Regions from separate parts of the Homo sapiens genome. Here all the other regions are linked to region 1. The links are chromatin loops, found by intact Hi-C in ENCODE. Cell type or tissue: heart right ventricle. All regions are shown on one strand. Links, peaks and the distances in the headings refer to the core of each region. The heading gives the core; the rest is flanking DNA.

Region 1 (10,299 bases), core at 776-8,775:
GATGAAGTGATAGGTGTGGGATTCATGGAGCTTTTTCGTAGGAGTGAATTCTCTGCCAGAGGCAGTCTGGGTATAAATGAGGCCAATTGCTCATTCAGAGTTATTAGAGATGATGGAATAGTCCCAAAGACAGTTCTCAACAAAGCCCATCTCAGCATGGCTAGTCTATCAGTCACCTTACGTGACCTTGGGTAGGTTGCCTATCCTCTCCAAATCCAGTTTCCTCAACTGAAAAATGAAGCTAATAAGAACATCTATCCCCATGGTATTGGTAAATCAAATGAGACAGGCTGGGTGCTGTGCCTCACAACTATAGTCCCAGCATTTTGGGAGACCAAGGCAGAAGGATTCCTTGAGGCCAAGAGTTCAAGACCAGCCTGGGCAACATAGCAAGATCCCATCTCTACAAAAATTTAAAATACTAGCCAGGCATGATGTTATGCATCAGTAGTCCTAGCTACTCATGAGGCTGAGTAGAAGGATTGCTTAAGCTCAGGAGTTTGAGGATGCAGTGAGCTATGATTGTGCCACTGCCCTCCAGCCTGAGCAACAGAGGGAGACCCTCTTAAAAAAAAAAAAGATGGAGACCAATCTAAGTTATGTGTAAACTGTAAGCCAACAGAGAGATGTCATTAGTCCTTTATTTATTCATTAATCACCTTTACCTCTAATTGGCTGTTGTACACAAAGTGGGTACCAGATTCTGCCATAAAATTGTTTTATTGGAAGAGATAAAAGGCAACATAATTAAAAAAAAAAAAAAAGAAACATGTTAGCACAAGAAAGCAGTTTTGAAGAGATGGTCCTGAACTGAAGTCAACAGCAGCCTTGCAAAAGAAATGCCAAGTTCTCTAACCTTTACACCACACTTCAAAGGGCATTGGCCTCTGATTCACAGGTAACACAAATATTTTTTACTCCAATGTATTTCTTTGTTCAATAAGCTCAACCCATTTTTCCCTGGGCCCTCTCTACATGCATCAATATTATGGCTGTCTTTTGAGCAGTAACCTTCAAACTTCAAGTATGATCAAAGTATCACAGGCACTTGTTTGAAATGTCAATTTCTGGGTTCCACATCCAGAAAATCTAGGGTAGAACCCACAAGTCTGCATTATGAACAAGCTCCCTGGGAGATTCACCTTTTCTTTAAGACTTATTCTGGTCTTCAAGAAAGACCTATTCTTTGAGACCCTCTGCTTACTTAAGTCCCAAAAGGCATGGACTGTGTCATTTAACTGCCTAGCACATTGCCAATGCCCAACACTCAGAAAAGATGCTCGATAATAAATAAGAAATACTAGGAACCCTAAATACTTGCTTCTACAAAGATGTAAATGTTCGTCTCCAACATCATCATGATGATGACCAGTTGCATAATTCTCACACCTTCTTAAGAATGAAATTCCAGCAACCTCAGCTTTCCCCTGCCAAACTTTTCTGACATTCCCAGGCTAGATTAAGTGACTCTCCTTTGTGGTTCCACAGCCTTCAGCCCATACCAGCACTTACAATATATTCTATGTATTGACTTTACTATTAGTCTCCCCCCACTGGAGGGAAGTTTTCCTCCTTCCTTAAAGATAAGTGCCCCCTTCTCTTGTGTTTCTACCATCTAGACCAGTAATTAGCACCAAACCATCAGATGTTAATGGAATGAAATGCAAAAGGGAATGAAATAGGATGAGATAGGTTGGAAACACTTTAAGAGGTGAGAGGGGAGGTGAACCCTCTGTGATGTTCTGGTATAAGGACATCCTAGGGTGAGCCACATGACAGTGTGATTAATATTCAGTAAGTGGAAGTTTTTATTTTGTCCATGGTTTGGGGATTTTGAGAAATTTTTTCAAGGAGTGGGCATCAATAGATGTTCCTGTTAATGCTGCAGAAGGGTCTTCTAGTTTCGCATACCAATTTTGACATCTTGGGGCAGGTGTTTCAATTGGTTAATGCCAGGGGATAGCTCATACTAAGATCATCTTTGCTTAGATAGCAGATGGTCATAAATTATATTATTCTTCACCAATATCTGTTTACCTCCCTGTAAGAAGATTATGCTTACCCATACTGTTGAACTCCCATAAGCTATGTGGCTTGCTTTGTTCATGAAATGTAGGCAGAAGTGATCTGAGTCACTTCCAAAGGGCTGGCCGTGTACTTCATCTACCTTGGTCCTGAAACAAGGACAGTAATAGGACCTAGTAGAGCCTACAGCTGACCCACAGTGGACATGGAATGTAGGCAGGAAGTGGACATTTGGGAGTTATTACTGAAACATAACCTGGCCTTTCCTGGCTTATGTCCCCTTATTTCCAATCAGTGGAAATGTTCATATACAATTAGTTTGCCTTTGTGACTTTAAGAAACATTACCTCTTAGGGCCTTAGTTTCAATGTCTATGAAGTGAAGACGATAACATAGTGATAAAAAATATCAAACATAAATTGATTGCTTATCATGTGTCTGGCTAAGCATTTTAGAAAAATTATCTCATTTTATCCTTATAACAACCTATGAGGTTGGTATTATTATTATCCTCATTTTATAGACCAGGAAACAGAGGCCTCGAGAGGTTAGGAAACTTACCCAGTGGGTACTAAGAGTACTTAGATACTAAGAATAATTACTGATAGAATACAAATGGCCTGACACCAGAGCCCAGCCTCTTAATCTCCGTGTTGCACCAGGTCATCTCTAAGACCTCATCTGTCTGGGATACACCAAGAATCTGTGATATCACCATGTGGTAACGATTGCTCTAGTCTTCAATTTTTAAACCAAGACCTGTTTTCACCACTGCCCTATTCTTGAGGGGTGAAGACAACTCCTTCCTCAGCCTCTCAAGTAGCTGGGACTACAGGTATGAGCTACTGTGCCTGGCTAAGTTGGACTCTTGAGCTTCATTCCCAAGAGATAGATCATCAAGAGAGGGCCAAGGAGAATGAGAATGTCCCCTTGAAAATATTTTGGGCCTCTGTCTACCAAAAGAAGGGCAATAATATGGAAGGACGCATGAGGGTCTGTTGGCTGCATGGTCTTTGTTGCGTGGTCTACCTGGGCACAGGATATGGGAAGCCTGGGTGTGTTCCACCAATGCTGTTCTATAAAAGGCGTAGGACTTCCATTCCTGGGACCATTATTGTTCCTTGCTCCTGTCTTAGGGGGCTGACGGGCTCCTGTTGTGAGGCTTAGTAGGATAAAATGAACAAAATTCCCTGGGACCATGGCCTGCAAATCTGAGTATAGAGCCACATCATGAGCCCAGCTTTACCTACCTTCCAGCAATATCCAACTCTCCTCCTGTCCACACTACTAGTGTGTACAACCTGTGGATGAGCAAATACAGAAGGAGGGCAGCCGATGCCATCAGCCACTGAGGATGAAAACTCAGCAGCTCCAGCAAAAGGACAGTGTTGAACTGCTGTTGGGATGTATCTGAGAATTTCACTTACCTGCCTTTTCCTCGTCTTCCATTAGCAGAGTTCATGGAGATTTGGTTCCATTTTGGCATCTCTAGAAGAGTAGAGTTGAAGCACAAAAGACACAAGACTGGGGTTTTTTTTAGGGCCCTAGGCAATGACTTGAGTAAGCTCTTGTGTTTTACTACAGGAAAGTGCTCCATCAAGAGCCAATGGTCAACAACATCAGCAGGTCAGAGAGGGTCCTCCTCTGACCACCTCCCCCAGTGCCATCCCTTCAGATGCTCCTGGCTATACCTTCCTTTAGGGCCACTAAATTCTTACTCCAACCCCACAATTTCCTGCAGTACTCCCCACTCCCTGCAGCTGATTTTGGCCCTGACTCATTGGTGCTGACTCAACAAAGAAAAGCAGACCCCTTAGGCAGCTGGACAGTGGACCAGGGCCAGAGCCTGCAGGAGTGGGCGAGAGGGCAGGCAAGGCGAGAATCCATCAATCAGCCTGTCACCAAGTCTTTGCTGAGCCCCCCCTGAAGACTTGGACCCATGCCGAGCTACGCAGTGGGGGTCCCAGAAAAAGGAGAGAAGACAGGAGTCTTTATTTTGTGGCAACTATGGATGTGGAATTGGAGCTCCTTCAATTTGAGGGTCTCTAAGCACATACAGCCTGGCCCAACCCACCATCACTCACCAGAGGGAGGCTGAGTGCTGCCAGGAAAGGCCAGCCACAGTGGAGCTTAGGGAAGGTTGGGAGGTGGCAGCCAGGAAGGGTTTTGAAGCTGTATTTGCAAAGCTTTTGACATAAAATTCAGATAATGTCAGTTTTTTATAAGAGACCAGGTAGGGGTGGTGGTAAATGGAAATTATGGGGGTATTTTAAAGCCCCCATATCCACATCCTGGATACTGCCATTGCCACCAGCCTCCACATTTCTTTTCCCACAAGCCTGCTGGGTGTGGGGTACCTCCCTTGAGTTAATACATTGTGTTTCTGAAATGTCCCTGCTAAAATGAACCTACTATGTTACTCTGAGAGTGTCTTTCTAACCCCCTTTGCATTTGCAGAGGGGGGAAAACGACCATAGATGTGAGGGCACAGAACAGTGACTTTGGCATGAGGATTCACTTAGAATCCCAGAGCCCTAAGAATTGGAATCCTGACTCAATTATGTACCAGTTGTGTAACTCAACTTGGGGCAGTTCTCTGAGCCTTACTTTCTTCATATTGTGAAGAGGAAGGAATAGAGCAGCACGCTCACAGAGAATTGTGAGGACAGGCATAATTGCTAGCACATCATGGCCACTTCTGTTAGGAAATAATATACAACCATTATTGTAAAGAAGTAAAGATAGAGTGGGGAGAAATAAGCTCATGGTCTGAGAGCACCAGGGAAAATGTCACTCCCTCCGTCTTCTTACCTTGATGGTCAAAACTCATCAAGGGCTCCCTCTGCTGTCCATTCTCTGCACTCATTTTCCTATATAGAAAGTGACACACTCATACTCCTGTTTGGGGCACAGAATGTGCACATGTCCTAATTTAATCAGTGGAATCCTGTTTGTTCTTTATTAACATCATCTTTCAAAAACATTCTTTCCAGGCTGGGCAAAGTGGCTCATGCCCATAATCCCAACACTTTCAGGGACCAAGGTGGAGGATCACCTGAGATCAGGAATTCGAGACCAGACTGGGAAAGAGTAAGACCTTGTCTCTACTAAAAAATAAAAAATTATAAAACAGCCGAGTGTGGTGGTATATGCCTATTGTCTCAGCTACTCAGGAGGGCTGAGGCAGGAGGATCGTTTGAGCCCAGGAAGTTGAGGCTGTGGTGAGCCATGATCACACCGCTTCACTCCAGCCTGGGAAACAGAGCAAGGCTCTGTCTCAAAAAATAAATAAATAAATAAATAAATAAATAAATAAATAAATAAATAAATAAAGTAAAAGACAAAAGAGAAAACATTCTTTCCTTTCCATTCTGTTGTTCTTCCCTTAATTTTATCCCTTTGTCTCATGCCTGGGTTGGCCCTCCCAATCACCAAAATCTGTCGCAATATGCCACTCTGCATCTGTTTCTTATACTCTCTGAGGTTTTTTGTTTGTTTTTGAGACAGAGTCTTGCTCTGTTGTCCAGGCTGGAGTGCAATGGCGTGGTATCGGCTCACTGCAAACTCTGCCTCCCGGGTTCAAGCGATTCTCCTGCCTCAGCTTCCTGAGTAGCTGGGATTACAGGCACGCACCACCACGCCCAGCTAATTTTTGTATTTTTAGTAGAGACGGGGTTTCACCATGTTGATCAGGCTGGTCTCGAACTCCTGACCTTGTGATCCCCCTGCCTCAGCCTCCCAAATTGCTGGGATTACAGGCGTGAGCCACCACACCTGTCCTCTCTGAGGTTTAAGCGAGTAAATGGCAGAGCTGAAGTTGGATAACATAACTTCTAGGTCCAAAGCTCATCCTTTCCCCACATTATTATCCCTCTCTGAAGTGTATAATCTAGACATGACATTTAACTTATCTAAGCTTCTTTTCCTCATCTGTAAAATGGGGGAAACAATAATATTAATCCATGAGTTTGAGGAAAAGAGAAGGGGAGACAGTGCAGGGGGAGACACACTTGCCAACAGAAAGAGTACGATAAATACTAGCTACAGTATTCAGGCATGGTTTGTTCAAGTAACTCAAAGAAGTTCAGTACTGCTGGTGCTTAGAGTGGAAACAGGACCTGACAATAGATGCAGCTGGCAAGGCAAGCAGGGGTCAAGTCATTAAGAGCTTTGTAAAATACGGTCCCACAATACCCAGGGCAGAGCTGTCATGAGGATTAAATGAGTTTATATAGTTCAAGTCCTTGGAATGCAGCCTGGCTCACAGCAAGGTGCATGTGTTAGGTATTCCTGATAAAGCCCTCCCAATGCTAATCATGACTTAGAGACCAAAGAAGAGAAGCATATAAGCAGAACAGCCTTGAGTTGAAAGAATAGTTATTTTGGGGAGAAGTGTGCAAAAGACTTTCAGAAGAACATCAGGAAAGAGAAGAGCCAATCACCCCTATAATATTGGTCTTCACCCTTAACAAATTACATCATTTCATGTGTGAAGGTGTGAAGGTGAGGCATGCACCTTAAGAGTGCCCACTTGACAGAAAGGAATGCCTCTCCTCCTGGCTCCCCTCCAAGTTTCCAAGTTATGCTTCCACTGAGCATCCCATTGGCTCTGCCCTGTGGCAGTGCTGTCAGGGTGTCTCCCTCCATCAGTGTAACCTTTTGACCCACTTGCCAGGGTCTGGGCTCTCACTTAGCTTCCCTCGTCAGTTCATGTCTTCATTGGTCTACTCAACTACAAAGTCCAGTGTTTACGATGGTGTATTTAATACTGTCCTCCTATGCCAGTTTTCCTTTTTAAAGGAAAAAAATTCTTGAAGACCCTGAAAATGAGGCCAGAGACCTAAACACTGTAATTTAAGAAACACCTGATAAAGTCTTAGTCAATGAAATATACTTTAATGATATATTATCACTGAAGTTTTGCTTTTGTATCTGATAATTTTTAATATAATCAACAAAATAAAAACACTAAATTCAACTTTTCTAATGAGCAGATCATAGAAAATATACCCAAGTTCATCTTCATTATGTATTTGTGGGTGGTTTGTCCCAGAAGACCTATACTTATTAACTCCTTTTGGTCTTTTTTTAAAAGCTTGGTCATATTATGTTAATTTAAAAAGAACTTGGTATTTACTAAACTGTAATTTTACACAGGCTCGTATCCATTTTATATATGCCCTCAAGATGGATCTTCCAAACCTTACATTTAATTCTTGCCAGGCTATTTTCCTTCCTCTGGCTATGTTCTATCACCCCCTAGTGTTATATATGATGCTTACAGCCAATACATGTTGACAAATTTCTCCACTTTGTTGAAGGAATGAGTATCTGCAGATAAGTACTTTCTTGGTTTACAGATTAGGTTCCCCAAAAATGTATGAAAATGAACTAAGTTCCAAGGCTAAAGTGCACTATGTAAATCTTCAAAAACTAGAGGACCTATTGACTATACTGTGACACCTACGTCAGTACACAAAACAAATAGTGAATATGGTGATATACATGCAACAGTAACGATTGTATTTCCCTCTTGACATTGTTATGAATAGCCAGGCACGGTAGCTCATGTCTGTAATCCCAGCACTTTGGAAGGCTGAGGCAGGAGGATCGCTTAAGCTCAGGAGTTTGAGACCAGCTTGGGAATCATAGTGAGACTTTGTCTCTACTAAAAATAAAAAAATTAGCCAGGTATGTTGGTGCATGCCTGTAGTCCCAGTTACTCAGAAAGCCAAGGCAGGAGGATCACTTGAGACCAGGAGTTTGAGACTGCAATAAGCCGTGATCATGCCACTGCACTCCAGCCTGGGCAACAGAGCAAAGCCCTGTTTCAAAAACAGAAGAGACATTTTAAGGAATACATCAATGTTTAATGCCAGCTCAGGAAACAAAATGGAACAGGCAGGCTTCAGGAACAGAAAACAAATCACAAAGGTGTTGGTTCTTGTACAGTGTGAAAAGTCTATTTTTTTAAAAAAAGATGAGCATTGGACAGGCGTGGTGGCTCATGCCTGTAATACCAGCACTTTGGGAGGCCAAGGCAGATGGATCACTTGAGGTCAGGAGTTCAAGACCAGCCTGACCAACATGATGAAACCTCATCTCTACTAAAAATACAACAACAAAAAAAAATTAGCTGGGTATAGTGGTGCACGCCTGTAATCTCCTGTAACTGAGAGGCTGAGACAGGAGAATCACTTGAACCCGGGAGGCAAACATTATAGTGAGCCGAGATCATGCCACTGCACTCCAGCCTGGGCGACAGAGCAAGACTCCATCTCAAAAAAAAAAAAAAAAGATGGTTAGCATCTATTACTGCTACCTCTTGAGTGCTGAAACATTTCTTAACATTTTAAGTTTTGCTTGATAGAGATTTCTATTATTTAGAAATTAACAAATTCACGTTTTCCAGCTTATGATGATTCCAACTTGCTGGGTCGTCTTGTTCATTGCCATTGCTTTTTTTTTTTTTTTTTTTTTTTTTTTTTTTTTTTTCAGATAGGATCTGGCTCTGTCGCCCAGGCTGGAGTGCAGTGGTGCAATCTCGGCTCAGCTCACTCCAACCTTTGCCTCATGGGCTCAAGCCATTCTCCCACCTCAGCCTCCCAAGTAGCTGGGACCACAGGCGCATGCCAGCACACCTGGTTAATTTTTCTATTTTTTGTACAGACAGGGTTTCGCCATGTTGCCCAAGCTGGTTTTGAACTCCTGGGCTCAAGCAATCTGCCCACCTCCGCCTCTCAAAGTGCTGGGATTACAGGTGTGAGCCACCATAGCCAGCCCCTTGATTTTCTCTAGTCAGTGTTTCTCTAAGTTCTTCAATTAATTGTTCAATTTGCACCTCAAGAATATTTTCAGAGCCATTGCCACCTACTTATCTAGTGTTTCATATCAATGCCCCAGAATTGCTGAAAAATCATGCACGTTTTCCATATGTTTAACAATATATATGTCCTTCTTTGTCTCTAGTAATGCTTTTTTGCCTTTAAGTCCACATTGTCAGATATTAACACAGCTTTCATTTCATGGATCATTATTTCTTAAATGCCTGTTATATCTTTTTCCATCCTTTTACTTTCACTCTTTCGGTATCTTTATAACTTTGGTGAGTCTGTTTCCTTATATTTTATTTTTATATCTGATTCCTTGTGCTTTAGGTTTTTCTTTAATCCTTATACTTTGGGTATGTAATCCAATTTGACTATATCTTTAATTGACACACTTAGTCTATTTGTATGCAAAGTTATTACTGGCACATTTATATATATAATATGTATATTATATACGTGTGTATATATACATGTGTACACAGGCATATGTTACATACAATATGTAATATTGTAATACACATGTAATATGTACTATATTATATATATTACAAATGTATAAATTTAGATATAAATATATATAAATGTGCCTATATATATATGTGTGTGTGTGTATGTATATACATGTGTGCACAGGTACGTTTAAATCTACCTTACTAGGTACTACTTGTCTTACAAATTCTTTTTCTCTCTCCTCTGTTTTTCAATTCTATTTCCATTGTATTGTTATATATTACTTTCTATTCTTTTCATGATTATCAGAGATTGCAACATATACTAACTTTGTAGTTTGACTTCTTCCAGAACAATGCAAGAACCTTCGAATATTTTAACACTATTTACCCTTTCCCAATTTATATGCTGCTGTAATACATTTTCGTTTCACTCCCCAAAGTTGTTGCTGCTACTATTCATGTGGTCTAAATTCACTTGTATTTACTGACATAGTTCCCGTTTGTTGACTGCCACTCCTTCCTTCAAGTCTCATCCATGGATTATTTGCCTTCTGTGTGATGTGTGGGTGTGCTAGTGATCAATTCCGTCAGTATTTTATTGGTGGTGGTGGCAGAGGTAACTGTCTTTGTTTCACCTTCATATTCTGATGTTATAATTGCTGAGTACAGAACTTGAAGCACTTTCAAAGTATAACTCTATTTTCTTCTAGATTCTATGGTTGTTAAGAAGTTAACTGTTAGTGTTACACCTTTTTTGCTACTAGCTGCTTTTATTATGCTCTTTTTCTCTGGGATTCAGTAATACTATGACATTCTTAGGTGTAACTTTTAAATTTTTATTTTGTGTAAGTTTACAGGGATACTTTAAACTGTGGCTTGGTATCTTTCATTGGTTTTGGGGGAAAAAAAGCCATTATCATCTCTCCTTTCTCCTGTGGGACTCCAATTATATACTATAACTGAGGCCAGGCATGGTGGCTCACACCTGTAAT
Region 2 (10,963 bases), core at 1,938-9,937, 57 kb before region 1:
TCACCACCCCGAAAGTAATATGTTGAAGTCCCAACCCCCAGTGCCTCAGAATGTAGGTATATTTGGAGATAAGGTCTTTAAAGAGGTGTGTGAGTTAAAATGAGGCTGCTAGGGTGGGGTCCTGATACAATAGGACTGATGTCCTTATAAAAAGAGGAAGAGACTGGAGGCTGAGGCAGGAGAATCGCTTGAACCCAGGAGGCTGAGGTTGCAGTGAGCCGAGATAGCACCACTGCACTCCAGCCTGGGTGACAGAGCAAGATTCCATCTCAAGAAAAAAAAAAAAAAAAAAAAAAGAAAGAAAGAAAAGGAAGAGACAGCAGGGATGTGTATACACAGAGGAAAGACCATGTGAGGACAAAGAAGTGAGCAAGAGCCCCCTGCAAGTCCAGGAGACAAGCCTCAGGAGAAAAGTCCTGCCAACACCTTGATCTTGGACTTCCAGCCTCAGGAACTGTGAGAAAGTAAATTTCTGTCTTTTAAGCTGCCCAGTCTGTGTTTCTTTGTTATAGCAACCTTAACAAACAGATACACCTGCCAACACCTTGATTTCAGCCCAGCAATACTGATTTCAGACCTCTGGGCTTTAGAACTGCAAGAAAATATATCTCTGTTGTTTGAAGCCCCCCAGTTTGTGGTATTTGTTGCAGCAGCCCCAGGAAGCTAGTACAGGTGGTAGATAGTACCTACCTCACAGGCTTCTTTGAAAGATAGAGGGAGGTCACAGGTAGACCTGCTTGGCTTTGTGTGAGTACCCTCTACATTTTCGTGGCATCTGAATTCTCCTCTCATGGGGATTTTTCTATATGTTTATTTTTCTGCCCAAGTAGAAGCCAAAAAATAAAAATAAAAAATAAAAGCAAGACACACATGCCATGGTGGCATTTTGGGTCATCTTCTCTCCTTTCTTTTTTCGTGCCTGTTTCCTGCCTGAATGTTCCAGCTTCCTTCAATGGGCTCCATCTACCAGGGCTCCAGGTCAGCTAACAGTGAATTATTGACATATCTGCCTCATCACTTAATAGTAACACAATAGCTGACACTTATGGAATACTGATTCTGTGCCATGCCTTATGCTAAGTGCTTTACCTTCCTCTGAGCATCCCTTTAATATGGACTGCTATTATTCCAATTTTACACATAGGGAAATTGAGTCACACAGAGGTTAAAGAGTTTACCCAAAGAAGTGACAGACCTGGAAGACAAACTCAGGTTTTTGATACCCAAACCTACACCCTTACCCACTCTGACACCTTAGGAGGGGAGGGATCCACCTTATCTTAGTTAACTTTAACTCTTCACTGTGTGCTTGGAGCACAGTTTGGACTCAGTGAAGGCTTAATGGATGGACGGATGGATGAATGAGTAAATGGCACTTTGCATAGACCAAAGGAAAGTCAAGAAAATGTTCTTCAGCGCTTTGCTCTGTCCAGCTTCTCTTTAGCTTGACTCTGCTGCTATTGCTACCATGACAGTCCCGATCTATCCACCGTCATGCATGGCCCATACCCACACCACACCCTCTTTGTTCTCTGCCTCTTCTACTCTGGGGCAGGGAGAGTCTGAGTTGAGCAGCAGCACCTGCACACCCTCACCCTCCATCCACTCACCAATGGCCTCATAGCTCCTTGTGAATGGAAGAGACTAGAATTCTTAGGAGCCTAGTGAGAGAAGTCTAGATCCAGTGAGATTATGGAAATTGTGAGGGGCTGTGGACACGCCAGACATTATTGCTATCCCAATTTACAGAAGAGGACTTAGGTCCTCCTTTAACATCTCTAGACTTAGGTCTAGAGATGTTAAAGCCACAGAGAACTTGATGTTAAAAACATTTTTAAAAGAATGTAAAGTTAGTATAATAACTAGAATCTGGGAAAAAAATGTAACAAACTATTTTTTACTTCTCCAGAATAAACTAAGGGCTGATATAGTCAATGTGGGAGGAAGGAAGGGCAGGAGGAAGGAAGGGAGGAAGGAAGGAAGGAAGGAAGGAAGGAGGGAAGGAAAGAAAAGGGAAGGAGAAGGGAAGGGAAGGAAAGGAAAGGGAAGGGAAGGGAGAAAAGAAAAGAAAACTTGATGCTATTTTTGTTTCCCAATCAAGTGCCCTTTTCAACGTACCAAGTCAATAAGAAAGCAATCCAATCTAGAAGAGAGAAGATGGGACTTCAGAGCCTGGTTCCAATTCTTACCAGTTGTGTGTTTTTAGGCAAGTTATGTAAATTCCCTGAGCCTGAGTCCCTTTGCTCATGCAACACAAGAAGACTATCTACCCACCACCTGGCCAGGCTTTCCATCACTGAGAGACTTCTGGGAGAGAGGTTTTGATTTCAGAACTACATACATGAGAAATTGACAAGTTCCAATCTTGTCTGGGCTCACTGTACCTGCCAGTCTCGGCCCTTTGGGGGAAGAGGGTAGTTTCCTATTAGTGACGAGGAAAGGTCCTGAAAACCTTGGCTCTACATCAGTGACAGCTGCATCTGTCTCCAGATCAGAACTGGAAAAATGAAGAAAAATTAGCGACTAATTGGAACGCCTCCTTCTCTGAGTAATACCCTATAACATCACTTTGTAGTCAAGAAAATATTTACCTGGCAATTATATTTTAACATAGTCAGCTGTCCCTCCTTTGTGATGAATGCCTCATCGCTATGGAAAATAATCTCTTCTCTAAACTGTGTATTTCACGACTTAACCCCTGCCAAAAATGTGCTCCCATGTCCCTTTTCTTCTCTATAGTTTAAAACACACTTGAATGGAATGTGTTTTTAGACAGGATCTCGCTCTGTTGCTCAGGCTGGAGTGCAGTGGCACAATCTCAGCTCACTGCAACATCAACCTCCTGGACTCAAGCTGTCCTCCAACCTCAGCCTCCTGAGTAGCTGGGACCACAGGCATGTACCACCACGCCTGGATAATTTTTGTATTTTTTGTAGAAATGAGGTTTCGCCATATTGCCAAGGCTGATCTCAGACCCCTAAGCTCAGGGAATCCACCCGCCCCAGCCTCCCAAAATGTTGGGATTCCAGGCGTGAGCCCCTGCACCCAGCCCAAATGACGATTTAAATAGAAATCTGCAACATTTTCATTGAACATAAAATATTCCAGCCCCGATGTCATAATTACAAGCTCCTAGAGCAAGTTTCTCAACAGTGGCACTAGTGACATTTTGGGCTAGATCATTCTTCATTTTGGGGGCTGTCCCATGCATTGTAGGATGTTTGGCAGCATCACTGACCTCTACCCACTGGATGCCTGTAGTACCTCTCCTCCATGACAATAAAAGGTGCTGCAGACATTGACAAATGTCCCCAAAGATGTGGGGTGGGGGTGGGGAGACAAAACCATCCCCAGTAGAAAACTACTCTCCTAGAGGGAGAGCCTGGGCCTGGGGGCTTCTCTTTGCCCTGCCTCACCTGAAATTAAGTACTTTATAGAAATGCTTTTATGGCAGTGCAGCTGAATTAAGTATAGGAGTAAAGGTTGGGTGAACATGGAGGAAAATATATATATTATATGCCTCAAATACACAAAATGTACACATCTGAAAAGACTGTTTGCAAAGCTAGTTTCTGGAACATGATGCACAGTGAGTTTTTCCCGGGATTTCAATATTTAGTTAGGCATGTATGGCGATGCTGCAAAGTAGATCAGCTGCGACTGTTTGTGACTTAATGTGCTCTTCTTTAAAATGGCTGCTCTCCCAGACAAGTCCTCCTCCAATGTTGTTTGCTGTTATTCCATTCTGCTGCAAAAGGAAAAAGAGTTTCACTGTAGAAATTCCTCATCAACTTGTTAAAATTTACGGAGAATGTTTTGAGTCTATGGAATGTATAAAAATGGTGTGGGAAGCAAGGGGAAGGGTGGGAAGAAGCCAGGCTTGCTTAGGGCAGAAGGTGGTTCTCCACATTTGACTGAGCTGGTGCTGGAAGCCACATCTAGCAGCATGATGTGCTTGAATCTCCTGGCAGTTGAGAGAGAGCTAAGTATTGCTTGGAATAACTGGCTTAGTGGGAAGAGGCTTGGACTGGAAGTCAAGAGTCCTGGGTTCCTGTCCTGGTTGGTCCCTTTTGGTTCCAACATTCTAATATCTGACAACTGCTTCATGTGATATGTTGTTATGATAATGACCACTGATGAGTCATGCTTCCCCTGTGCCCTCCTCTCTTCACTCTGTCAGTTTATAGATGTACTGAGAGATGGAATCCATTTTTCCATCCCTTGGACATGGGTTGCCCTTGTGACTGGCTTTGATCAATAGAATATGGCGGAAATGTCCCAGTGTGAATCTCTGAGCTGATCTTTAAGGGATCTTGCATTGTAGATGTTACTTTCACTCTCTTGGGACACTGTCATTGCCATGTTTAGAGGCAAGGTCTAGCCTCTTTCAGGATAAAGGAGACAGAGGCCCAGCCGGCTGCACAAACCTGCCTGCTGCATGCAGCTGGACAGGGAGCCCCATGAGGCCAACAGAAGACCTGCTCGGTAAACCCACAGAACTGGAAAAACTAATAAATCGTGCTTGTTTGATGCCACTAAGTTTTGCAGTGGCTTGTTACGCAGCAATAGATAGATGAGCAGCTTGTTGAAAGATCGCTTTTAAGAAACACCTTATAAACAACCTTCTGCATGTTCACCACACCCCAGCAAAACCCCCTCCTTTTCCCTACTGTTAACTCTTTTTCTCTCAAACTAGAACAAACTTTCAGCCTTTTTTCTCTCTTTTTTTTCTATCCAAGGGAAAATGTCTACATTCATTTGCTCTCTTCCATCCTTGGGGCTGGGACCTGTGGGGATGCAATAAAGGCATGAGCAAAGTCACCTTCAGCCTCTAGTGTGTGTGTGTTGGGGTGTGTCTCCTGAGAAAAACAGAACTTTCATCTCAGGAAAAATTTCAGTTTGTCCAGGCTGCTAAGGAAGACGTCTTCAAGAAGGAGGATGCCTGTCTTGACCGCATGGTCAACAAAAGAAAATGACCAGGCATGGTGAGTCACTCCTGCAGTCCAGCTATTTGGGAGGGTGAAGTGGAAATATCATTTGAGTGCACTTGAGCCCAGAGGTTGAGGCTGCAGTAAGCCATAGTCGTGCCACTTCACTCCAGCCCGAGCAATAAAGTAAGACTGTGTCAGAAAGAAAGAAAGAAAGAAAGAAAGAAAGAAAGAAAGAAAGAAAGAGAGAGAGAGAGAGAGAGAGAGAGAAAGAAGGAAGGAAGGAAAGAAAGAAAAAAGAAAGAAAGAAAGAAAGAAGGAAAGAAAGAGAGAGAGAAAGAGAGAAAGAGAGAGAAAGAAAGAAAGAAAGAGAAAGAAAGAAAGAAAGAAAGAAAAAGAAAAAAAGGAAGGAAGGAAAGAAAGAAAGAGAAAGAAAGAAAAAGAAAGGAAGGAAAGAAAATTGTAGATACTGAATAGTGACATGTGTGATCTGCCTGTTGCTAAGATATCAACTGTATCTTGGTCTTTTTCTGCTTCCCTTCTTTTCCTTCTCTGTTTTATCCCTAATCTCTATTCTATGACGTTTAGAATGTAGTTATTCTAGCACTCTCTATTTCCTAAGGACCCACAAAAGGAAACAGAATAGAGTCCATGAAGACTGTCTGAGGAGTTCATCTACTGACAGTCTATCTCCAGTCCACTGAAAGTAAGAAGGCCTGTGTGGATGACCTTGGTATGTCTTGATATGACCTTGATATGTTCCTGATTGTATTATTCTTTTTCCACAGCACATAAAACATTCTACTGTGGAAATCAGAAAAAGCAAGATTATCTTAGGAGAAACACAATCTCTCGTCTTAAAGATGAAAGGACTGCACCTTGAGAGGCCCTTCCTGTTGAGTTGTCATCTGAACAAATCAGAGTGGTGGTTGAGGACACCAGATGTATTATTTCCTGCCACAGCAAATTGGAGGGCTCGCACTGTTCCACCGCCATCAACTTAGGAAGCAATTGAATTTGTTGATTATCTTTGCAAGAGGGAGAAGCTTAGCATCAATGAAGACATTGGTATTTGGTAGGTATTCATTTAATCTCTGATCGATCTTATATAATGAGTTATATTATTCTCTCCCTTGGGGCTGCATTTTGCAGTTTTTGTCATAAAGGCAATTCAAACAGGGTAGATCCTGAAAAAAGAAAATCAGAATTGTAAGAAATAGCACTATAGAAGCTATAATAAAATTTTTTCTCGGCTGGGCGCGGTAGCTCATGCCTTTAATCCCAGCACTCTGGGAGGCTGAGGCGGGCGGATCACGAGGTCAGGAGTTCCAGACCATCCTGGCTAACACGGTGAAACCCCGTCTCTACTAAAAATACAAAAATTAGCCGGGCGTGGTGGCATGCACCTGTAGTCCCAGCTACTCGGGAGGCTGAGGCAGGAGAATCGCTTGAACCCAGGCGGTGGAGGTTGCAGTGAGCCAAGATTGCACCACTGCACTCCAGCCTGGGCGACAGAGTGAGACTCTGTCTCAAAAAAAAAAAAAAAGTTTTCAGGAGTGAACAGGTGATAACAGATAACAGCTGGTCTAATAAAGTTTCAGATTAAAGTAGTTTTTTAATATTATGTGGAATTGAACACGGTAGTTTCAATCTACCAATAATACAAGAGTTACAACAGTTTTCAACATTGAGTGTGTGTGTGTGTGTGTGTGTGTGTGTGTGTGTGTGTGTGTGACTCTGTTGACATCCCAGTGTGTTCCTCCTTATGCCAGTGTATGCCAGCTATATGTGTGGGCAAGAGGAAGGGCTGGCTCTGAAACTTCCCCAGTATGATAACGCTACTCTTTGGCATTTGCTACAGAGAGCACACAACCCTTCTTTTGCCCTATGTAATCTATTAGCACCACTGGTATTAGCTAGACAGTGTTTCTAGCCAACAAGAACCTAATGTGTGATGAGTGCTTATTCCCACCTCCTGACACCACACATGCACACTCACACATGCCCAATCTTCTCTGAGCCCCATTTTGGACATGTGGGGATGTTTGTTACTCATCCAAGTTGAGATGTTGAATAGGAAGTAGGATTTGCAAGTCAGAAATTCTGGGTAGAGGAGTAGAGGACAGATCTAGGGGTAAAAATGGATGAGTCATCAGCATATTGAGGCTCTACTGAGTGTGCAGTGCAACTACACAGCTTGGTGAAGTGGTCAGAGGATTCGAGGCTCTGGAGTTGGCTCTGCCACCATGAAACTGGTGACCATAAATGTGATCCTTCCCTATGTGAGCCTATGTCTTCCCATTTGTAGAATAAAGGGATGGGAGAATGGCGTTTCTAAGGTTCCTTCCAGCTAAAACATGTTTGTGATTTTAGGATTCTAATTGCTAAAGTGTCCCCTACCCTCAAAGAACTCACTATCCCCTGGGTTCAGCAGGCTACAAGCCAATCAGTCATAAGAGCAATGGGGCAACACAGCAGAAGCCTGCCACACTAGTCACCCAGCAGTGGGAACAACCATCGTGCACTGGAGTTGTCAGGAAATCGTGTGGATTGGAGGCCACCAGATCCACAGAAACTTTTGGCTGAGTCTCATTCTCAGTCCTTTGTGGTGCTGTTCGCTGCCTTGCAATTCTAATAATCTGTAGGTCTAGTCAAAATTTCACCCTTTCTCCAGGACTTGGTGCTTTGATCTGTCAAAAGAAGAGATTAGGCCAGATGATTTCTGTTTCCATAGAAGAGTCTAGCCCAAATATTTTGAGTCTGTGGTTGCCTGCAGACTAGCAAGAACTTTAAAACTGGTTTCATGATTTTGGGTATTCTGGAAGTTTCAATAGTTTTCAAGAAAGTTAGAGGTTCTGGGATCTGCGTAATTTTTCTTCCGAGCTACCACCCTATCTATCTTTGGACGGAAGCTACACAGTTTTCTTTCCACCAGGTAAACTTCCAGATACACAAACACTGCAGAGGCTGTGGGTCAGAGAGCAAGAGTTAATTGTTGCACTGGAGTCTGAGTGTAAGGGCTGACTTGGGTCCCTAACAGGAGCTATCAAACCCTTTGGCCATCAAAAAAATATATACCTACTTGATAAGAAACTGAACCTGAATAACATTAATAATAATCACAATAATAGCAACTATTTCTTGAATGCTTACAATACACCAGATATAATGCTAAGCACCCAATAAGAATCTCACTTAATATTTGCAACCTTCTGAGGTTGGTATTATTTCCTAATACAGATGGCAAAGTAAAGTTTAAAGGCTTAAGTAATTTGCCCCAAGCCCCTCAGCTAATAAGTGACAGATCTGGATCTGAGAATGAAATCCAGGTCTGTCCTACTCCGAGATGCCTGAGTAACCATCCTGCTACACTCTCAGAGTCCCCAGCTTTGAGAGAAGCTTTTACTCATCATGCCTGCATTAGCAGGATTGCTCAGTTAGACCACAGTGTTCCAGATTTACAGGCCCCCAGGGATAAACTCTACAGATTTTCTGTATTCATTACCCTATCTCTGCCTGTGTTCATGTCTCATCCAGCACCCTCTTTCCCCACCCCTGGAGGTCTCTGAGCCATGTTGACATGCCTGGTTTATAAACTCACTGGCTCTACATTCTCTAGCCCTTTCATTCGTTGTCCTAAATTTTTTTTTTTTTTTTGAGACAGAGTTTTGCTCTTGTTGCCCAGGCTGGAGTGCAAAGGCATGATCTTGGCTCACTGCAACCCCTGCCTCCGGGTTCAAGTGATTCTCCTGCCTCAACCTCCTGAGTAGCTGGGATTACAGGGATGCATCACCACGCCCAGCTAATTTTGTATTTTTAGTAGAGATGAGGTTTCTCCATGTTGGTCAGGTCTCGAACTCCCGACCTCAGATGATCCGCCCGCCTCGGCCTCCCAAAGTGCTGGGATTGTAGGCGTGAGCCACCGCACCCAGCCCAGTGTCCTAAACTCTTTAGGAGGCTGCAGGAGGGGGAGAGAAAGCAAGGTGGGCTGAAGGTTAAAGACTGGGCAGAGGGCTATCAAAAAATGTGATATGCAAGCTCTTTATGTGACCCTAGGACTTTTAAAAACCCAATTATAGTGCCCTTGGTCATCCTGATATGGAGATTATTAACTTGCGCTTTGGCATCAGCTAGACCTGGGTTCTAATCATAGTTCTAAAGCCTTTTCCAAGTTACTTCCCTTCTCTACATCTCAGTTCCCTCATCTGTACCATGAGTAGGAATAAGTCCATCCAAGTTTGTTTTTAGCATTCCCGGAGATCACACATCTGCAGGGTTCAGCACAGGAAATGTTCCAAACTTGTAGCGGCTATTTGTAGTACACCCTCATTGGCCGCCAGCCTAGTTCCTTCTCACTTTTTCCATGCTGGGCGAGGTGGTGCACTGCCCTTTCTGATAGGTCAAAAGCTGGCCTGCCTCTGGAACTCGCTTTGATGTGGCTCCCCTACCCATTTTATGAGCAGGAATGGGTGGAATGACCTTGAAAAGAAGCATGATTGAGCACTTTTAACTAAGCACCCACTGTGTACAGAACACAAAATTAGGCGTAGGGGAACTGTGTTCTTACAGAGTAGAGCATCCAGTTGAAGAGTTAAGACCAATACTCCAAAAGGATGAGGCTATAAGAATACAGGACTGTGCATAACTAAGTGCTATGTGGGCACAGAGGACAATTGCTAAAGCTGCTTAAAACTCTAAGCCAATGGTTCATCCAAATCCCTGACAGAATGATCTCAGAGGCCTAGGAACCTGAGGAATCTCATAGCGGGTTATAAACGCACATTATCTGTAAGAGTCAGGATTGTATTGCTGGCACCCTGGGTGGGTACATGGGCAGTGGCAACGATTTGTGTGTGGGCTGCTGTTTCCATTCCCAGAGGGCAGAGCTCATGTTTGGGCTTGGGAGGGTGTTTCCTACTCAATAAACAAAAAGTGGCCGCAACAGGACTGGGGCAAAACAGTGAGGGGAAAGAGCACGGAACTAGATGTCCAGAAACCTGGGTCTTAATTCCATCCTGAGCACTATCTCCTCGTACAACCTTGAGCAAGTCCTTTGCCCTTCTGTTTATAAAATGAGGTGGGTGGATCAGGAGTTCTCAAACTGTGCTCCATGCTACCCTGGGGTTCTAGAAATTCTGGAGCTCAAGGGCATCAGTGGGTCAAGAGGACAGGTGAGTGGTGGGTCGGAACTCCAGGCTGCCTCTCTCTCTACTTTCTCTGCCTTCAACCAGAGCAGTCCCACCTATATCTTTTTACATATTAAGGTTCTTTTCTTGGAAAATCACCCAATTTATCTCCCTCCACATCACTTACACTTACACATAGGTCAAATGAGTCCCAGAGAGCCGAAGCAACTTGGTCAAAGTCACCCAGTGAGTGGCAGAGACGGTACTAAAGTCTCCTTTGTGAAAATGCTGACAATTATTTATTGTCCAGGGAAAAACGTCAGTCCCCATCTCTTATAGATATGGAAGGAAATCATGATTCCTAAATTCTGAAATGGGGCAAGGTAGGGGAGAGAGGAGGGGCTGAGCCCTTGCTTGTTACAAAGCACACCTGAGCACCAGTTCTGACAAAGACCACCTGAAGTTTAGGCAGTGCCCAAAGGAGAAGCCAGCGTGCAACTGAGGCCTTGAAACTCCACTCCCTGTTGACAAAGAAGGGGGCTAAAGCCCAGGAAAAAGCCCCATGAGTCATTCTGAGGACTTTCTAGAATGGCTGTCACTTTCACCACCATCAGCCTCTTAGTCACTCCCAAAAGTCAATACACTATGGGACAAAGATTCCTTTTCCCTTTTTTAAAAAAATTAATAGACTATTTTTTACAGAAAAATTGAGCAGATAATACAGAGAGCTCCCATATACCTCCCTCCTTTTTTGCACTGGTGTGGTACATTCGTTACCATGAGTGAGCCAATATTGACACACTATTTTTAACAAAGTTCACAATTTACATTGTTTGCACTGTCTTCCAAAGTGGCTGTACCATTTGGCATTGAGCAGAAAATACAGAGTTCCTTGTCCGCTGAGTCAGG
Region 3 (10,963 bases), core at 1,239-9,238, 72 kb before region 1:
GGGAGTACAGAATACTGGTTAGAAGACCAGTCTCTGCAGCCAAGCCACCTGGATTCCAATGCAGTTCTACTGCTCACTAGTTATATAACCTCCAACAAGTTTCTTAACCTCTCTGTGCCCCAATTTCTTTATCCATAAAATGGGGATAATAATAGTACACACCTTGTAGGATTTGTGGCCAGAACTGAACACATCATTACACACTCACAGTCCCTGACAAACAGAAAGCTCTCTAGGATGTTACTATCTTATATTTACATTCCACCAAATACATATTCATGCTACTTTGCATTTCCTTTTTCATGTACTGCTTCCATTATTTTTCCTAAAAAGCCAATTATGACAATGATTCAGCACACATTTTTGATCGCCCACTATGTACCTGATACTGTTTGCCTGCTGGGAAAGCAAAGATAAATAGCCATGACTCCACCCTGAGGGTGCTCGTAGGTTAGTGCAGGAGAGAAGCACAAACACAAATAACACGACAGAGCTGGTAATTAGGAACAGTGGTTGCCTAAGTTGCCCTAAAGTCCCAGAAAACGTTTCTCTCTCTCTGTCTGTCTCTCGTTGTTAAAATGTGTTTCCCATTATCCTGTTTATAGTATTTGCTCGCAAAGGAAACCGGAAACTAACATTCTCTGGAAGTCTGCCATGCGCCTGACATAGTGTGATCATCCATAAGAGCAGAAGTTTCCCCATGTGCCAGGCACCCTGCTGAGCACTGGCTACACATTATCTCCTTTATTCCTATAAATGAAGTACAGTTATTATTATCCTCATTTTACGTATAAGGAAACTGAGGTCTTTCTCTCAGAAGTCAAATAATTCCCCCTAGGTTATACCACCAAGAAATTACAAAGCCAAGGTTCAAACCCAAGCCCGTCTTCTCAACAAAATGCCATACCTCCTCCCAATGTAAAATTCTATATGCCATCTAATTTAATTCTCACAATAACTCTTTGAGATAGATGGTATTATGCCCACTTTTATGCCTGAGGAAACTGGGATTTGAAAAATTAAATTATTACCCCAAGGTCAAAGAGTTAGTAAGTGACAGGCCCAGCTGCCTCCAAAGCTGTAGTCTTTGCCTAGATAATGCAAAGACTCCTGTTGCCTCCTGCACAGGGTGAAGTTGAATTTTCACCCAGGCCTGGGAAAAAGCCCCCTGGATTGGGATAGAGGAGAGGAGAATTCCAGTCTTGACTCTGCCACTTATTAGCACATGGCCTTGGACAAATTTCTTTCCCTTTCGGGGTGTTGGGGTATATCTATCAAAAGATAATTTGGGGCTAGACACGGTGGCTTACACCTGTAATTCCAGCATTTTGAGAGGTCGAGGTGGGTGAATCACTTGAGGCCAGGAGTTCGAGACCAGCCTGGCCAACATGGTGAAACCTTATCTCTACTAAAAACATAAAAAAATTAGCTGGGCATGGAGGTGGGCGCCTTTAATCCCAGCTACTCAGGAGGTTGAGGCACGAGAATTGCTTGAACCTGGGAGGCAGAGGCTGCAGTGAGCCGAGATCGCATCACTGCATTCCAGCCTGGGCAACAGAATGAGACTCGGCCTCAAAAAATAAAAATAAAAATAAAGTCTTTAATAAGATAATTTGGGTGTCACCCTTCCCAAAAGTCTCCAAAGAGATGTCATAAACAATAGGCTGAGACCAGGCTCTGCTGGAGTAAACCTAGGGGGGAGCCTGGTGTGATGCCCATGGAGGGAAAAGGGAGGAGGCTCCAAAGATAACACCCTCACAACTGTGTTCCAGCCACCTCTGATGGGAGAAGCTCTTCAGTCTTCCATCTGCCAGAGGCTAAGCTGCAGGAGGGCAAGTATATGACTTTTTTTTTCTTTCTTTCTTTCTTTCTTTCTTTTTTTTTTTTTTTTGAGTGGGAGTCTCACTCTGTCACCCAGGCTGGAGTGCAGTGGCATGATCTCAGCTCACTGCAACCTCTGCCTCCTGGGTTCAAGCGATTCTCCTACCTCAGCCTCCCAAATAGCTGGGATTACAGGCACCCACCACCACACCTGGCTAATTTTTGTATTTTTAGTGGAGTCGGGGTTTCACCATATTGGTCAGGCTGGTCTCAAACTCCTGACCTCATGATCCACCCACCTCAGCCTCCCAAAGTGCTGGGATTACAGGTGTGAGCCACCGCACCCAGCAGTATGTGACTTCTTTGACACTGACTTAGACATTCTATTTTATCTTTGTCATCATCAGCAAACATACATGGAATGCCATGGATCAGGTTCTAGGGTTATAAACAGTCCCTGTCTTATTGAAGAGAAAGGGCACACACTTGACGAAGGAAATAGGAAAGTACGAAAGAATAGGCCAAGGCAATGAATGCCCATGAGGGCTTAGATAAGGAAGCAGGGCTGGGAGAAAATGGGAAAGACTTTGTAAATCAGGATAAAATTGCCCTGGGTGGGGACATGAAAAAAAGTAAGAAGGAGAAATGAGGGCATTTTGGCTTAAGGTATCTCTGGGAGGCAAAAATGGATATTGGATAGTTGGAGGCTCATTAGTAGACCAATTACCTGTAGTGGAGGGCTTGCAAGATGAGCTGAAAAGCTAGAGTTCATCCATGGAAGATGAAATGTGTGAATTAAGAAAACAGCTTTAATCCCTTTACCAGTAGGCACCCTCAAAAACTTGTAACCAGGAGAGTGATGTGATTGCAATGGGGTTTCACAATATTACCCAACGCCAAGTATAACAAACAGGTTAAAGTGAGGCAAAAGATAAACAGTCAAGGAAAATATGATGAGGATAAGAAAAGGCTAGTGGATTTGGAAAATGAGGTGGCAGTGATGATCTTGCCATGGCACTACCAGAGTGACCTGGATGGAAACCAGGTCACAAAGGAAGGAGGAATGGGTAGGTCATGCCAAGGTGAAGAGCCTTCACAATTCCAGGGAGATGCTTCTGAGGGGAGGGAAGGTCGGTAGGTTATGGAACAGGTTCAAGGAAAGGTGTATTTTCCTTCCCAACAGGTTAAAGACAGAAAGAAACATGCCAGTAGAGAAAAGAAATAAAGGCGATTAAAAAAAAAAAAAAAAAGCTGAGTGGTGGGGAGAGTGGTTAAGCAAGACCCTACAAAGTTTTAAGGTTTGGATACAGAGGCACATGAGTAAGGCTATACAGCTCTCCCCATAAACTCAACCAGCCTTATGTCCCCACAAAATAGGATATGAGGTTATTGGCTATGAGAGATAGAGATGGAAGAGAGATGGTGTTTTGGTTTGGGTATCCCAAAACAGACTCCAGGATGAGGATTTGGGACAATTAGTTTACGTGGGAATTGATTCCAGAAGCAACCGTAAGGGAGTGGAGAGATGAGATGGAAGGGAAGGTGCTCAGCAAAGGATGCCCTCTCAGGCCAGTGTCTGCCATGGTGTCTGCAGCTTTGTCCAGTGGAGAACTCCAGAAACCAGCACAGAACACACCTCTCAAAAGTATCCTTCTAGAAAGGTGAGAAAGCCGGCTCATTGATCCGCCAGCTCCCACCAGTGTTTGGTTTGGGGGTGCTTCTAAGGGTCACATTAGGGGGCAGTGCCATGGACACAGCCGCTCTGGCAGCCAGGCGCAGGTGGTTGGAAGCATGCCTGGACAGAGCACAAGCTGAGAAGGTATGGATCCAGCTTGAGAGCATCTGCTAGAGATGGGAAGTTGGGTTAAAAAATGTTCGCAATAGACAAGCTGAGGTGTGTAATAATGGTTCTTCAGGGATACGTAAAAGGGGTCCTTAGCAACAGTGAGAGTCAGCTTAGATTAAAGGGCATGATTTGTAACAACAAAACAGAGCAAAACTTAGGACCCAATCAGATTCCAGAACCACTTTGCCATCTGAGAGACGAGTCCAGGGAATGGCAGATTCCACGTGCGGATGATCAAGATGAGCTATGATTAAGCATGGGCAAAAAAGAGCAAAGCAGGAAGTCAGGGGATGAAAACGTCCCAATGGCTGGAGACCCAACAATGGGCTGGTTGTTGTGGCATTTGGACACATTATGGAGGTATCAAAGCAACACCACCATGGACCTATAGACCTGGAATTGGAAGATTATTGGTTCCAGTGGCCTCATTCAACTATGAAAGAGCTGAGAGGAACAGAGAGGGAAAGTGACTTGGACAATGTGGCATGGCTAGTGAATTTCAGTTCCAGTATTTATACTCCATGTGCCCCACCATTGCCTTGGGCTGCTTTATCTTGGGGCACATCCCAAGGATCATGAAAGGTTGACTCAAGGGAGGGAAGCAGGTAAAGAGGGTAAAGAGGGTGCAATCAGAGCATGACTGAAGCTGACACAGCTGCCTGGTGGGCTCTGATGCAAAGTTACAGCCTTAAGTAGCAGTTGATGGTATGGCTGCGCCTTTAGGGTAGCAGTGCATCCAGTACTCAGAGAGGAGAGGGGGCAGTCTGGTGGGAAGATCATCCTGTGGATGTATCTCGAAGCTATGTTTGCTAAGAAGACAATTGTCTTATCTTCGATTTTGGGAGAATTCACTTAGGGAAGGTATTGATGGAGATTATAGGGAGTGAGCTAGAGCCCACTCCTGAATTGCAACAAACATCCCTTTGTGGTGCTTTCAGGGATCCAAACAATAGACGGATCATTGATACGGATGTCCAGAAGAATAGCGTGTAGAGGAAATGTTTGGTTTCAGTAGTTTAGCCCTAAGGAGTGAGGAATTTGTTTGGTTAGACATACTGAAGATAAAAACTATACTTCTGAGAATAAGCCTAAAGCCTGTGAGTCTCGAAAGCCAATCTTCTGAGCTTCACTGAACCCCAGAACCCCATGTGCCCCTTTTCCCCATTTCCCACATTGGTAAGACATCGTGAGGGGTAGACGCTCACTCTCTGATGGTTTGTCACTTGCCTGGGGCTGGGGCAGAGTTTAGGGATGGGGTAGAGTGAGGCATTGCCCATGTGGGATCATGCTCAGAAATGGTATATCAATTCAATGTTGTCTCTATGAACCAGTCCTCTACAACCAGGACTGAGGCTCTGTTGGTCTCCTGCCTATAGCCTCTGTGATATTTGTGGAGTGAGCATGCCATTAACCCAAGTTAATGGCTATTGCAACTTATTTTTATGGTATGCGTATCTTTACCAAAATAAACAACAACCAAGAAAAGGCATTTAGTTGATGGTAGACGAACAATAATACAGAATTGGGACCACAGAGGAGCCATAAGCTGGCTGCCCTCCTGTCTCAGGGGACGGGGAGGTGAAGTTTTCCAAGGAAGAACAGCTCCTGGTGCACAGGTATTCGGGGTAAGCGGAAGGATAGATGGGCCTGAGCGTGCATGGGAAAGGAACCAGCTGCAGGAGAGTCTTTGCTTAGAAAAAAAAGAAACAAATGAAACCTCAAGATGTCAGCAATGGAAGGGATTAGAGAGAATGGGGGAAAACCATGGGAGGGAGCAGTGGGAAGGGGCTCAGTTGGACGAGATATGCATTGGGGTGGAGCTGGCATGGGGGATGTTACCAAGAGAGTGAGTGAGTGAGTTTATTTATTTATTTATTTATTTATTTATTTATTTGAGATAGAGCCTCACTCTGTCACCCAGGCTGTAATGCAGTGGCGCGATCTCGGCTCACTGCAACCTCTGCCTCCCAGGCTCAAATGACTCTCCTCTCTCAGCCTCCCAAGCAGCTGGGATTACAGGCGCGTGCCACCACGCCTGGCTAATTTTTGTATTTTTAGTAGAGACAGGGTTTCACCACGTTGGCCAAGCCAGTCTTGAACTCCTGACTGCAAGTGATCTGCCCGCCTCAGCCTCCCAAAGTGCTGGGATTACAGGAGTGAGCCACTATGCCTTGCCAGGAGATTATTATTTTTTAAGCAAATAGTTTAGAGAAGGCATTGAGACCTAATTCTCATTTTAAGTATCGTCTCTGCTGTGCTCCGCAGTACGTGGCCATAAGAAACCCGTGACACCCTCCCCTGGAACTGTACCCACGTCCCACACGGACAGATGCTTCACTCCTCCACTTCTTGGCAGTACTTCCTACAGCCCCTGGGTGAACTTCTCCAGCTGGCTGTGATCGACCTCCAGAGGGCATGACCGTGGCTGAGACTCAGCTTTTCATGTTCCCAGCTCTGGCTTAGGGAGTCACCCCAAGGAAGCAGCAGATTAAGGAGAAATGTGGACGCATCCTTCCTGAGTGTTGGTTCCCCCAGAGAGATGACAGACCCCATGGCCAGCACTTCAACATATATTGAGCTGTGGGAATTAGAATCTAGGACAATTTGGGAGAAAAAAGGCTTTTGTCTTTAAGGCGTTTACAGCTTAAGGAGAGGATATCATATTCCATAGCTGTGACAAATCAAAAAATTAAAAGTAGTCTTTCCAAGGATGGTTTCAGTAGTTTAGCCCTAAGGAGTGAGGAATTTGTTTGGTTAGACATACTGAAGATGGAGACTATACTTCTGAGAATAAGCCTAAAGACTGTGAGTCTCGAAAGCCAATTTACACACCACGCAGAAAACTGACGGGTCTCAGGAAAACTAAAATGAGGAAAGCCAGCAGAGGCCCAGGCAGACGTCAAATTAATCTCTAGAAACAGAGGACAATCTGCTTTGGCTTGGCAAAAATTAAAATAGAACTTAGTTGAGCTTCAGTGTGAATGGAGGTGGGGAGAGTTCCTTCCTTTCTGTTGATGGGATGTAAAACCCTCACTAGCCAACAAGCTCCCCCAGGAAAGACAATGCCACATGCCTTCATTGCCCTGGTGAGTTGTGGGATGTCTGTCCCTCAGCAGGGTCTCAGTTACTGTGTGTTGAATGAATGATGGATCCAATAGAAGAAAAAAGAAGTGAAAAGAATGACTGGATAAAGCCCCATTCCAGCCCATGTTCCCCTGATAACAGTAATAAAATGAAGGACAGACTGGACTGAATTATTACGGTACTTTAACTTTGTTTAACTTTGTGAAAACACTATGTTTAGCTAGGATAATGGGAGTACTTGGACTGGTAATAAACAAATAAATGAGCAAAGCAATAATGTCTTACATTTGAAGTTATTTACAGCTTACAAAGCTATTACACACACATTTTTTCCATAAGAGCCTGTAAACCACCCTGTGGCACAGGCATGACAAATATTACTTTCCCCTTTTGAAGAACAATGAAACTGCAATTTAAATAACTTAAATAACTACAATCACAGTGCTCAGGGTGGCAGAGGACAGATTTAAACCCAGGGCTGAGTCCAAACACTCTTCCCGACCTGTGGTTCTGGCTCTCACGGGGGCCTACACTCTGGAAAAAATAATTCCACTCCTGTGTTCAGCCTGGTCCACTCCTCGCAGAATCTTCTTTTTCAATCTAGGTATCCGGGAATAACATTTGGTCCTGTTTTGTGTGAGTTTTAAATTTTGTGCAAATTATGCAATTAAATTACAAAACATGTAACACAAGCCTTCGTGTCTTCTCCCACAAACAAAAACATCCACTTATCACATCTCTGTGAATATCAGAAATTCCCCCGATTTTCCCTTTGGGCCTTCTCATGTTGTGTCTGGTCATTTACTTGCTCATTTCCCCAGACACTGGGCTTCCTTTTTTGAATTTAAACATTTTGTTATGCCATTTGTTGCTGCACTCACTTCAAATCTCTATTCTATGCTACTTTACCCCAGGGCCCTGGAGTGACTTTCTTTGAAGCTGGTGTCCACTCACTCTTTCTCTCCAGAGCTTTGGCCAGCTAGCCCCAGAAATCTTCCAGTGGCCCATCAGAGAGCAAGCTGGCAGAGCTGTCACTCCCGCCATGGAAGTCAGGTAAGGTCCCCAGGGACTGTTAGTGCACACATCTCATGAGACAGCTTTGCTAACCTGTCACTTTCTACTCTATGGAGATGGACTTTTTCTTTGTCTGTCCTCATTTTCTTTCTTTTTAATTGACTGCCTCATTTCCCAGGGGGATTTTATAACCGTCACACTGCACCATCTTCATTACTCTGCTCTTTTCACGGGTCTCACTAAGGCTTTCTCTTCTGTTGCAGTTGGTGCCTTTACACTTCAGCCCGCCTCCCACCCACTCAGCCTTCTTAGGTTGCTTGCTTCTTCCTGCCCGGTTGGATGTCAGGAGGAACATCAGAGACTCTCCAGTCCCGGGATTCCTAACCTGGAGCCCCTGGGGCCCATCAGTGAGTTTCACAGGCACATAGTGGGGCAGCTATGATGGTTTGAAGTCCCATGTAACATCCCCATTTTTCTGGGGAGAGAATCCATAGATTCCCATTTCCATCCCATTCCCAGACCCTTCATTTTGCAGATGCATAAACAGAGGCCCATAGCAAGTTGCTGGATTGGAGAGGAGAGCTGCCTTTTGGGACATCAGTCCTGTGTGCTTGGCTATATCTCTGTGGATTCCCCTGCCCTGGAGGTTTCCCAAGGGAAGAGAAGGCTTTTCCTTTCTCCTGAGCTTTTCTCTTTGTCTTCTTGCTTTTCCACATGGACACACACAACACACACAGGGACACACACATTAGGCACTTCCTTATACTTGTACTGCATTCAGGGCCGACTACATCATTTGTGAGGCCAAAAGCAAAATGGGACGTGGAGACTGGCAGGGGGCGGGGAAGTGGATCTCCCCTTCCTGTAGATGAGCCACTGCCTCAGCCTGTAGAGGACAGGCTATCTCCCCAGGAGTTGCAACCTTGATGCCAGGGTGCCAGGGTGCCTGGGTGCCAGGTTCCCTGGAATGAGGGTGAATGAGAGGCTCATACTCAGTTGTCCACTGCAAAAGCCACAGCACTGCAACCCTGAGGAGGGACATAACCTTGCCCCATGTGAGATACTGCGGAACGTGCCCAACTCCAGCCCTGTCTGTGGCTGCATCCAGGCCAGGACGACTAATAGTGGAACGTGGCCCATCAACACACTGGGCAGAAGGTAGCCACCACTATGGAGTTGGGGGTGGGGAGGGGGAGGCCAGATTGGGCTGTAGAGAACCCATCCCAGGGAGACAGTCGGGGGTGGGCCGCAGGTGAGACGAGGTGTCAAGCCTCCTGTGCATTATCCCACCAGACTTGAAATACAAACACAGCTAAAGAAAAAGTATTAAGATTCTCAAGGAGGCAATAGCAGAGCATCAGACCCAAGCACTGATCCTTCTGCACTAGCATGTGCCATGAAGCCACTCTGACATGTTTCAAAGCACGACAGCATCCTTGCCTTATGTGCCCCCCTAGGCAGCTCTTTGAAGTCATTAGCTCAGGTGTGCCTTAAGACTCATCTTACAGACAAGACTTCAGACATTACACATCGCCTAGGCACAGGAGTCTCGGATCAGAGAGTTCAAACGTGGGCTCAGCCACTCACATCGCCCCTCTGGGCCTCAGTTTCCTAATTTGCCAAAGGGGACTAATCATCCCTTCTTCAGGGTTGTTGTGTGATTACAACAAATTGCATATAGAATGCCTTCTATAGTGCCAGTGGCAGTCAGAGTGCTCAATAAATGTAGGTATCAGCTTTTCCCAAAATCCCATTCATGAATGCCCTTCACTAATTTTCAGTATTCATATGCCATGTGTACCATTATTGGCTTAATACTTTAAATTTAAATCTACCTAATTTTTACACTTTAATAAATTTACTTTATAGGGTAGCTTTATTCTACTGTCAAAAATGAAAGACAAATATTATTCATCTTAAGTATAAATTAATCATAAAAATAAGTGCATGGGCCAGGCACAGTGGCTCACGCCTATAATCCTAGCACTTTGAAAGACCAAGGCGGTACCGGGTGTAGTGGTTCACACCTGTAATCCCAGCACTTTGGGAGGCCAAGGCAGGTAGATCATCTGAGGTCGGGAGTTTGAGACCAGCCTGACCAACATGGAGAAACCCCGTCTGTACTAAAAATATGAAATTAGCTGGGTGTGGTGGCACATGCCTGTAATCCTAGCTACTCAGGAGGCTGAGGCAAGGGAATCACTTGAACCTGGGAGGCGGAGGTTATGGTGAGCTGAGATCGCCCCATTGCACACTAGCCTGGGCAACAAGAGCGAAACTCCGTCTTAAAAAAAAAGAAAAAGAAAAAGAAAGGTGGGTGGATCAATAATTTAGGCCAGGAGATCAAGACAAACCTGGCCAACTACTAAAAATATAAAAATTAGCCAGGTGTGGTGGCAGGTACATGTAGCCCCAGTGACTCGGAAGGCTGAGGCAAGAGAATTATTTGAATTGGGAGGTGGATGTTACAGTGAGCCAAGATAGCACCACTGCACTCCAGCCTGGGCAACAGAGCAAGACTCTGTCTCAAAAAATAAGTAAACAAATACATAAACACATGGAAAATGACAATGGTATGAAAATCTAGCCAGATAACTTGGCTAGCTTAGAGTCTGTACTTCCTCTTTGTTAAGGAAGGAAATTAGCAAGTGTTTAATACTTAGTCCCCCTGAGACTTAATCTGCAGGGAATAATATGTCCTTATTCAATTCAATGTTTTTTTGTCTGTTTGTTTGTTTGGAGACAGGGTCTCACCCCGTCACCCAGGCTGGAGTGCAGAGGGTGATCATGGCTGACTATAACCTCCAGCTCCTAGGCTCCAGCAATCCTCCCACCTCAGCCTCCTGAGTAGTTGAGACTACAGGCACATGCCACCATACCCGGCTAATTTTTGTGTTTTTGTAGAGGTGTAGTCTCCCTTTGTTGCCTAGGCTGGTCTTGGACTCCTAGCCTCAAGTGATCTTCCCACCTCGGTCTCTCAAAGTGCTGGGATTACAGGCGTGAGCCACCGCGCCTGACCCATTCAATGTTCTTTAATGCCTTACTAGTCATGTACCAGTTAACATCTCTCGTACCATGATTTGCCTGCTAGACTTTGGGAAGTAGCAAACATGAAGTTTGGAAGTGATAGAGTCAAAATTCACAACACATGTATCGTGAATGCAAAAAAATAAAACCCACACAAACTAATACTACATG

What was found. Peaks named below come from ENCODE experiments on the same cell type or tissue, not always from the same donor. Only the 100,000 strongest peaks of a DNase experiment are listed, where the experiment ranks them.
Region 2: it touches region 1 in a loop (2.4-fold over the local background); 21 of 110 quality-filtered maps call a loop at or near these places.
Region 3: it touches region 1 in a loop (2.5-fold over the local background); 13 of 110 quality-filtered maps call a loop at or near these places.

The regions. Positions count from the first base shown.
Region 1 is chr2:216,513,928-216,524,226 of GRCh38, reverse strand. LOC101928156 (a long non-coding RNA gene) reads right to left here and starts at 5,093. Exons shown (of 3, transcript XR_923872.3): 1 at 4,837-5,093; 2 at 3,453-3,513. In heart right ventricle, for the core only: CTCF peaks have their summits at 4,867 (motif pointing left) and 7,282; a DNase peak (open chromatin) is centred at 4,866.
Region 2 is chr2:216,571,706-216,582,668 of GRCh38, reverse strand. It overlaps LOC101928180 (a long non-coding RNA gene), which reads right to left. Exons shown (of 2, transcript XR_427226.4): 2 at 3,484-3,748. LOC105373871 (a long non-coding RNA gene) reads left to right here and starts at 5,728. Exons shown (of 4, transcript XR_007088077.1): 1 at 5,728-6,003. In heart right ventricle, for the core only: no CTCF peak of the experiment used is centred there; a DNase peak (open chromatin) is centred at 9,268; H3K27ac peaks cover 2,225 bases.
Region 3 is chr2:216,586,053-216,597,015 of GRCh38, reverse strand. It overlaps LINC01280 (long intergenic non-protein coding RNA 1280), which reads left to right. Exons shown (of 4, transcript NR_110392.1): 3 at 1,773-1,832; 4 at 5,933-7,023. Among named protein-coding and RNA genes, the nearest start is that of LINC01280, 15 kb to the left of the region's middle. In heart right ventricle, for the core only: a CTCF peak has its summit at 6,059 (motif pointing right); a DNase peak (open chromatin) is centred at 5,970; H3K27ac peaks cover 1,058 bases.